Linked DNA regions of Homo sapiens: region 2 is linked to region 1. Evidence: chromatin contacts called from ENCODE POLR2A ChIA-PET data. All regions are on one chromosome and are shown on one strand. Each heading gives the region's core, a stretch centred on a gene start or an enhancer-like site at or near the end of the contact. The rest is flanking DNA. Distances are from core to core; before and after follow the strand shown. Region 1 overlaps ANKS1A (ankyrin repeat and sterile alpha motif domain containing 1A). Region 2 overlaps DEF6 (DEF6 guanine nucleotide exchange factor).

What was found. ChIA-PET counts read pairs that join two places held with the same protein, here RNA polymerase II (POLR2A).
Region 2: POLR2A ChIA-PET joins it to region 1 with 10 read pairs in RWPE1. The contact joins two enhancer-like sites. POLR2A ChIA-PET finds 5 or more read pairs at or near these places in 2 of 52 experiments (OCI-LY7 and RWPE1).

The regions. Positions count from the first base shown.
Region 1 is chr6:35,085,477-35,089,311 of GRCh38, forward strand. ANKS1A (ankyrin repeat and sterile alpha motif domain containing 1A) reads left to right here. Exons shown (of 24, transcript NM_015245.3): 22 at 290-460; 23 at 1,476-1,573; 24 at 3,130-3,835. The coding sequence ends at 3,133. Among named protein-coding and RNA genes, the nearest start is that of TCP11, 54 kb to the right of the region's middle. RefSeq lists enhancers at 751-1,251, 1,990-2,817, 2,818-3,643. Within about 2 kb of position 2,080, at least 7 of the 41 ENCODE cell types and tissues checked have a DNase peak (open chromatin) inside an H3K27ac peak, as active enhancers do.
Region 2 is chr6:35,302,998-35,306,618 of GRCh38, forward strand. The region is part of intron 1 of DEF6 (DEF6 guanine nucleotide exchange factor); the gene reads left to right. Among named protein-coding and RNA genes, the nearest start is that of DEF6, 7.0 kb to the left of the region's middle. RefSeq lists enhancers at 1-189, 188-387. Within about 2 kb of position 2,319, at least 2 of the 41 ENCODE cell types and tissues checked have a DNase peak (open chromatin) inside an H3K27ac peak, as active enhancers do.

The sequences.
Region 1 (3,835 bases), core at 830-3,329:
AGTACTGCTGCAGGCACGGCACCCTGCCTTGGAAAAGACCTGCCGTAGGCTTACAGCAGTGTGCACCTGCCCTCCCCGCAGCCCAGCTCCCGGCCACATCCTGTGTAGAGCGGGAAGAACAACAGAGACCTAGGAAGAGTAAAGGAGGGAAAGGAGGGAAGAGTGGAAGGAGGTAGGAGCGCTCCCGGGTAGACTTAGAGGGGGACACATGGTCCCTGCGAGGAAGGGCATATCCAGTGTGAAGCGGCTCCTGAACCAGGTGCTTAAGTGGTGATCTGCTTCCTCCCAGAACCTGACCTACGAGATCATCCTGACGCTGGGGCAGGCCTTCGAAGTGGCCTATCAGTTGGCCCTGCAGGCCCAGAAGTCCAGGGCGACGGGCGCCTCTGCAGCTGAGATGATTGAAACAAAATCTTCCAAACCGGTGCCTAAGCCTCGGGTCGGCGTGAGGAAATCCGCAGTACGTGGGCCCCACTGGCCAAGATCCCCCTCTCCCTGGCCCCAGGGATTCAAGGGCTCAGGGTGGTCAGCGTGAGGAGGGTCTTCTGGCACTTCCAGAAAGCTGGCCCTCCAGGGAAATGACCCTCTTAATTGTCCCCCAACCCTGCCAGGTCTCGCCCCTGGAAAGGCAGCAGCTCCTCTGGCCTGGGCGGGCCTCTCATGCTCCTGTTTCCCTCCCTCGCTGGGCTCCCCCAAGGGCAAGGCCGTCAAGGGGCTGCAGAGAGCGGCCTGCAGGCAGCCCCCAGTAACTGCGCCATCCCTGTGTCTGTGTCTGCTTTGCTCTGCACCCCAGGTGCCGCTGCCCCCCGATAGTCGCTGTTGTTACTGTCACACCTGCACCACCCACCGTCCTTCCTACCTACCGCTGCCATCTGTTAGTCCTGGAGTCAAGGTCTTTACGCCTCCTGCTGTCTTGTGTGTCAGTCTCCCCGAAGTGACCGTGAGCGCTCTTAGCCTCTGGCGGCCTCTCCCTCTGCCTGTGTGACATTCTTTCCCCTCTTCCTGAGATGCCCTCTGCCTGTTCTGTGTGTGCTTCAGCCCTCTCTGTTTTTCTGTTGTGTGTCCTCTCTCCAGAGGTCTGGGGTGACTGCTGTGGTCTTGCCTTGGGGTGAGCTCTCTGGGCCTACCAGAGAGACCCGAGGCTGGACATTTGCAAGCCCCATATCCCCTTCCTGCCCAGTGTGAGTGGGTCTGGGGCTTAGAGCAGGAGGCCCGCCTAGGACAGGGGTCCTTTAACTGAGCAATCCCAAGAAATCCCGGAGAGAAGCTGTGCCTGGAGGTGGCCCTCCCCAAGATGCTCCAGGAGGGTGTCCCTCCTCCGCCTGCCCCCAGGGGCCTGCTCTTTGGCCGAGGAGAATAAGGGCTGCCCCTCCCAGCACAGGGGCCACAGCCTGGCCTGGGGGTGGGAGGGGCCTGCTGCCTCCAGCCCTGGCACAGAGCTCCCTCTGACTCTTGACTGCTTCCTTGTTTGGCAGCTGGAACCACCTGATATGGACCAAGATGCCCAATCCCATGCCAGTGTCTCCTGGGTTGTGGACCCCAAACCAGACTCTAAGCGGAGCCTCAGCACCAAGTATGAGACCACTATCTTCTAAAACAACCCACTCCCTGTCTCCACTAGTCTCACTGTGCCTTTGCCATCCGATCTTTCTGCTGTCCTCAACTCTCTCCTTCCAGCTGCTGATGCCAAGGCCCCACCTGCACTGGGACCTGCTCCTCTTGGGCGGGCGGCAGCGTAGACGCTGTACACTTGCAGCTCTCGCACCTACCACCACCGAACACTGTGAATTCTCCCCCTTGGGCTGAGGACAGCTTGAGGGGGTGAGTTGCCTTTGAGGTGGGCATCAAGAGGGCTCAGGGGTTCTGTTGCACCCTGGAAGCCTCCACGGGCAGGCACTGTGAACCCCGACGGGCAGGGCAGTCTCCAGCAGGATCCCAACGGCACTGATAGCTCCCCAGGGTTGGGCTGGGCTCTGTGTGGCTCCCTCCTCCTGTCTGCTGTACTGAGCCACAGCTGGGCACCGTTGCCAAGAGCTAGCTGACTGTTCTCACCTCTCCTGAACCAACCAACCACTGTGACCACCCAGTGCCAGAGTCCCCAGCACTCTGCTCACAGCCGGCCTGCAGCCCCACCCCACTGTCCTCCGCTACTCCGAGGTGCTGGCCTCACTCTCATGGCTAGGCCCTTGTGAGACCTTGAGCTCAGTGATGTGGCTGGACCAGGGACAGACTGCTTTCTGTGAGGGCCCAAGATATGCGCCAGGCCCTTGGGTCCGTGCTGACTGCCCCACTTGGGGCTCTGGGTATCTGAACACTCACAGGCTGGCTCACACAGCAGGTGTCTCAGTCCTGATGGGCCTTCCCCTCCAAGGAGGTGGGTGGCATGTGTGTGGACAGCCCCTCTATCTTCGCCATGGAGTCTCAAGGCCTGGCAGCCTTGGGCCTGGCTCTGGAGTCTAGCTCACTGAGGAGGAAGGCCTTCCGTAGAACCAACGAGGAGGCGGCCTGTGCCCTGCACACACGGCGCACCTTCTTCCCTCACAGAACAGAGCTGCTGGAGGACAGGGACCTGGACCAAGTGGCCTCCATTGTCCTCTGGGAGCTTTCTGACACTCTCCACGGTGGGGGATCACAGATAGACAGCGCCGTCCAGCATGCCCCTGACCACCTCCCTCAGCCTCCTGACTCCTCCGAAAGGAGAGGCCGTCCCATCGCAGCAGCTCAGAAGCTGGGATGGTGGAGCTGAGTCTTTGAAGAGGCACCCCATTCTCCAGTGTGGGCAAATCAGTTTGGATGGCAGGAGACAGGAAGGAAGCGGCGCCCATAGGCAGCCGTGCACACATAGCAGAGTCCACTAGGAAAGCCAGTCGGCCAGGGCAGTCAAAACCCAAGTCGATAAACTGGGTGGGTCCTGCGTACCCACCCATCCTTGTGCCTTCCTGAGCAGAGTCACTGAGCCAGAGGCAGTGGGGGCTGCAGGCTGTGGGTGCTCAAAGCAGGCATGGAGGGTGCCCCGGGGAGGCTGTGAGGGATCGTCTGTCCTGCTCTGTGTTTCCTTTCCATTTCCTCCACCGTCCGCAGGCCCCATTGGTTAACCCTTTCCTCCCCCCATTGTTTGCTTCTGCCAAGCTGAGCCACTGAGGAACCACACTGTGCTGCGGAAACATAGACGTGGGGGCATAGGCTCCCACTGCCACCACCGCCATCGCCTCACCTGCAGCTCTGAAGACCCAGGCCTCACCTCCGCCTGCAGGACCTCCTCTTGGCCACTTGGCCTGGGCCTGCCACCACCACGTCCTGCAGAACGAGCCCTGCCTTGGCTGTGGAGAAGCACTCCAGGCCGCTAGCAGATGGGACTGGCATTCCAGAGGGTCAAGAAGTGACTTGTTCAGAACACATTGTTTTTAACAGAAAAAAAATCTTTTTATAAAATGAACTTTTAACACTTGGCTCAAACCTCTAGGTCATACTGCCAATCTTTAGACAAATGGCCATGGGGCAGAGGACAGGGGAGCTGAGGTTGGTTCAGAGGCCAGCCTGCATAGCCTCTGTCCTCAGGACGGAACTTGGGTGCAGCTCAGTGGGTCGGAAGAGAAGGCGGTGGCCTGTGGGTGAGGGGAACGGAGCAGGCTCAGGCAGAATTGAGTACGGTGCGTCTGCTTTTCAAACCCAACCATATCAGCTGCTGCTCTTTATGAACTGCCCAACTTCCTGTCCCTTTCAGGGGCTAGACACAGGCTTCTCGTAAGAACACAGCCTTAGAGGCACCTGAGCAACTCAAAGGTTTCCGGTCCATTTCTGGGGTTCCCGATGGGAAGGTTCAGTGGCCAAATGA
Region 2 (3,621 bases), core at 1,069-3,568, 220 kb after region 1:
CCTCTGTCACTGCCATTTCCTTTGCAGCATGACCCCTCCCCTAGTCACACCCTCTCTCCACCCCCAACCCCTACCGCACCCAGGCACAGGAAGCTGACAGTCTGAGGTCGGCCCAGCTCTCTGGAGAGAGGCCCTGAGTGTCTGGGCATTTAATTCTTCCTTGTCCTACTATCTGACAGCACGCGGGGGTCAGAGTCTCTGCCCTGGGTTCTTCAGGATCCAATGGCAAAAGTGCAGGTGAGGTGCAGGTCTTAGGGACAGTACAGGGCGACAGAACTAAGCTCAAATAACTGTGCTGTTATGTGGCAGGTTCTGTCCTGGGTCGGGGAGGGCATTCATAGGTCCTCTCCTAAGACTCCCTTTTTAGAGAGATGAAAACTGAAGCCCAGTAAGGTTAATATGCTCACTGGGATTTAGTCAATCTCTGTCTGGCTTTTGTATTTTGTCTGCTTCTTCCCATGAAGTGTTTAAGTTCATTCAAGAGATACTTAATGAGCATCCATTAGGTGCCAGGCCCCGTGATACCACAGTGAAAAAAACGCAAATGTTTCTACCCTTGTGGTGCTGACATTCTAGTCAGAGGAGGCAGATAATAAACTAAATGAAATGTACAATATGATGAAAGATGATACATGACATGGAAGAAAATAAAGCAGAAATGGGTAGGGATCATGGAGGTCAGGCAGGATTGGGTTACAGGTTTAAATAAGGTGATCAGGCCGGGCAGGGTAGCTCACACCTGTAATCTCAGCACTTTGGGAGGCTGAGGCGGGTGGATCGCTTCAGCCCAGGAATTCAAGACCAACCTGGGCAACATAGTGAAAGCCCGTCCCTACAAAAGATAGAAAAATTAGGCCCAGCACGGTGGCTCTTGCCTGTAATCCCAGCACTTTGGGAGGCCGAGGCGGGTGGATCACCTAAGTCAGGGGTTCGAGACCAGCCTGGCCAACATGTTGAAACCCCATCTCTACTAAAAATACAAAAATTAGCTGGATGTTGGTGGCAGGCACCTGTAATCCCAGCTACTCAGGAGGCTGAGGCAGGAGAATTGCTTGAACCCGGGAGGCAGAGGTTACAGGGAACTGAGATCACACCATTGCACTCCAGCCTGGGCACAAGAGCAAAACTACATTGCAAAAAAAAGAAAACACACACACACATATACACACAAAAATTAGCCGGGTGTGATGGCGCACGCCTACAGTTCCAGCTACTCAGGAGGCTGATATGGGAAGATCACCTGAGCCAGGGCGGTCGAGGCTGCAGTGAGCTGTGATTGTGCCACTACACTTCAGCCTGGGCAACAGAGTGAGACCCAGTCTCAAAAGATAAGGTGATCAGAGGATATTCCACCTGGTCAGGGAATATATATTCCCTGAGAAGGTGTCATCTAAGTAAAAACAGGGAGGAGGAAAGGGTTTGAGCCATGCAGTGACCTGGAGAGAAATATTCCAGGCTGCAGGAACAGTAAGTGCAAAGGCCCTTGGGCAAGAATATGCCTGACCTGCTGGAGGAACATTAAGAAGGCAGAATGGCTGGAGGCAAGTAAACAAGAGGGATGAGGTCAGAGAAGGTGCAGCAGGCCAGGTCACATGGGGCCTGGAGGCCTGTGGAAGGACTCGAACTTTTACTCTGAAAATTATGGGAAACCATTGGAGCATTTGAGTTAGACTTTAGGAGTCAGTCAGAAACATTCAGTGAATGGGGGACATTATACTATCTTTGGAGTCAAGGTTGAGATTAGAGTCATTGCTGCCCTCAAGGAATGTAGAACACCCAGAAATGCTCACACAAACAGTGAACAGCAAAAGAATATTATTATAGAGCAACTTAATAGGGCAAATTAATAACTGGGTTAATGGCACCCTTTTTCATCCCTATTGTTTTAAATTTTATCCTAAAGACAATATATTCTCCTGGTTTAAAAAAAGAAAACACACAGAAGAATATAATGTTAATGAAGAAATTCGGGGCTGCGCTGTGGTAGCTCATACTTGTAATCCCAACACTTTAGGAGGCCGAGGCAGGAGGATCTCTTGAGCCCAGGAGGGCTCTTCCTGCCTCGGCCTCCTAAAGCATTGGGATTACAGGTATGAGCCACCATGGCCTGGGCAATATAATGGGAACTCATCTCTATGAAAAAAAAGAATTTTTTTTTTTTTTTTCCAGACAGGGTCTGGATCTGTCACTCAGGCTGGAGTTCAGTGGCACGATCTCAGCTCACTGCAGCCTTGACTTCCTGGGCTCAAGCAATTCTCCCACCTCAGCCTCCTGAGTAGCTGGGACTACAGGAGTGTGCCGCCACACCCGGCTAATTTTGGTATTACAAAAAAATTTTTTAACTTAGCTGAGCATGGTGACACATGCCTGTAGTCCCAATTACTCGGGAGGTTGAAGTGGGAGGATCGCTTGAGCCTGGGAGGCGGAAGCTGCAGTGAGCAGAAATCGTGACACTGCACCCCAGCTTAGGCAACAGAGTGAGACCCCGTCTCTAAATAAATAAACAAAAATAAAAATGAATTTATTATAAAATTAAAACATGTTAGTGGTAATTTTTTTTTTGTGGGGGTGTGTGTGTGTATGTGTGTGTGTGACAGAGTCTCACTCTGCCACCCAGGCTGGAGTGCAGTGGCACTATCCTTCCTGGCTCACCTCAACCGCCACCTCCCAGGTTCAAGCAATTCTCCTGCCTCAGCCTCCCTGTAACTGGGATTACAGCCGCCTGCCATCACACCCAGCTAATTTTTGTATTTTTAGTAGAGATGAGGTTTCGCCATGCTGGCCAGGCTGGTGTTGAACTCCTGACCTCAAGTGATCCGCCCACCTGGGCCTCCCAAAGTGCTGGGATTACAGGTGTGAACCACTGCGCCTGGCCAAATTTGTTTTTTTGTTTTTGTTTTTGTTTTAATTTTTAGATGGAGTTTCACTCTTGTTGCCCAGGCTGGGGTGCAATGGCACAATCTCGGCTCACTGCAACCTCTGCCTCCTGGGTTCAACTGATTCTCCTGCCTCAGCCTCCCAAGTAGCTGGGATTATAGGCGCCTGCCACAATGCCTGGCTAATTTTTAGTATTTTTAGTAGAGACAGGGTTTCAACATGTTGGTCAGGTGGGTCTCGAACTCCTGACCTCAGGTGATCCACCTGCCTCGGCCTCCCAAAGTGCTGGGATTACAGGCGTGAGCCCCTGCACCCGGCCCAAAAAAATTTTGAAGTAAAGAAGAATATAATGTTGGCCGGGCGCGGTGGCTCATGCCTGTAACCCCAGCACTTTGGGAGGCCGAGGCGGGCGGAACACCTGAGGTCAGGAGTTTGAGACCAGCCTGGTCAACATGGCAAAACCCCGTCTCTACTAAAAATACAAAAATTAGCCAGGCATGGTGGCGGGCGCCTGTAATCTCAGCTCTTCGGGAAGCCGAGGAAGGAGAAGCACCTGAACCCGAGAGGCAGAGGTTGCGGTGAGCCGAGATCACGCCATTGCACTCCAGCCTGGGCAACAAGAGTGAAATTCTGTCTTAAAAAAAAAAAAAAGATGAAAGTTTCTCCCCTCACTCTGGAGAGGTGATCACTGTTAACAGTTTGTGAGTCTTCTAGATTCTTTCTGTATACAAATAAACAGGTTGA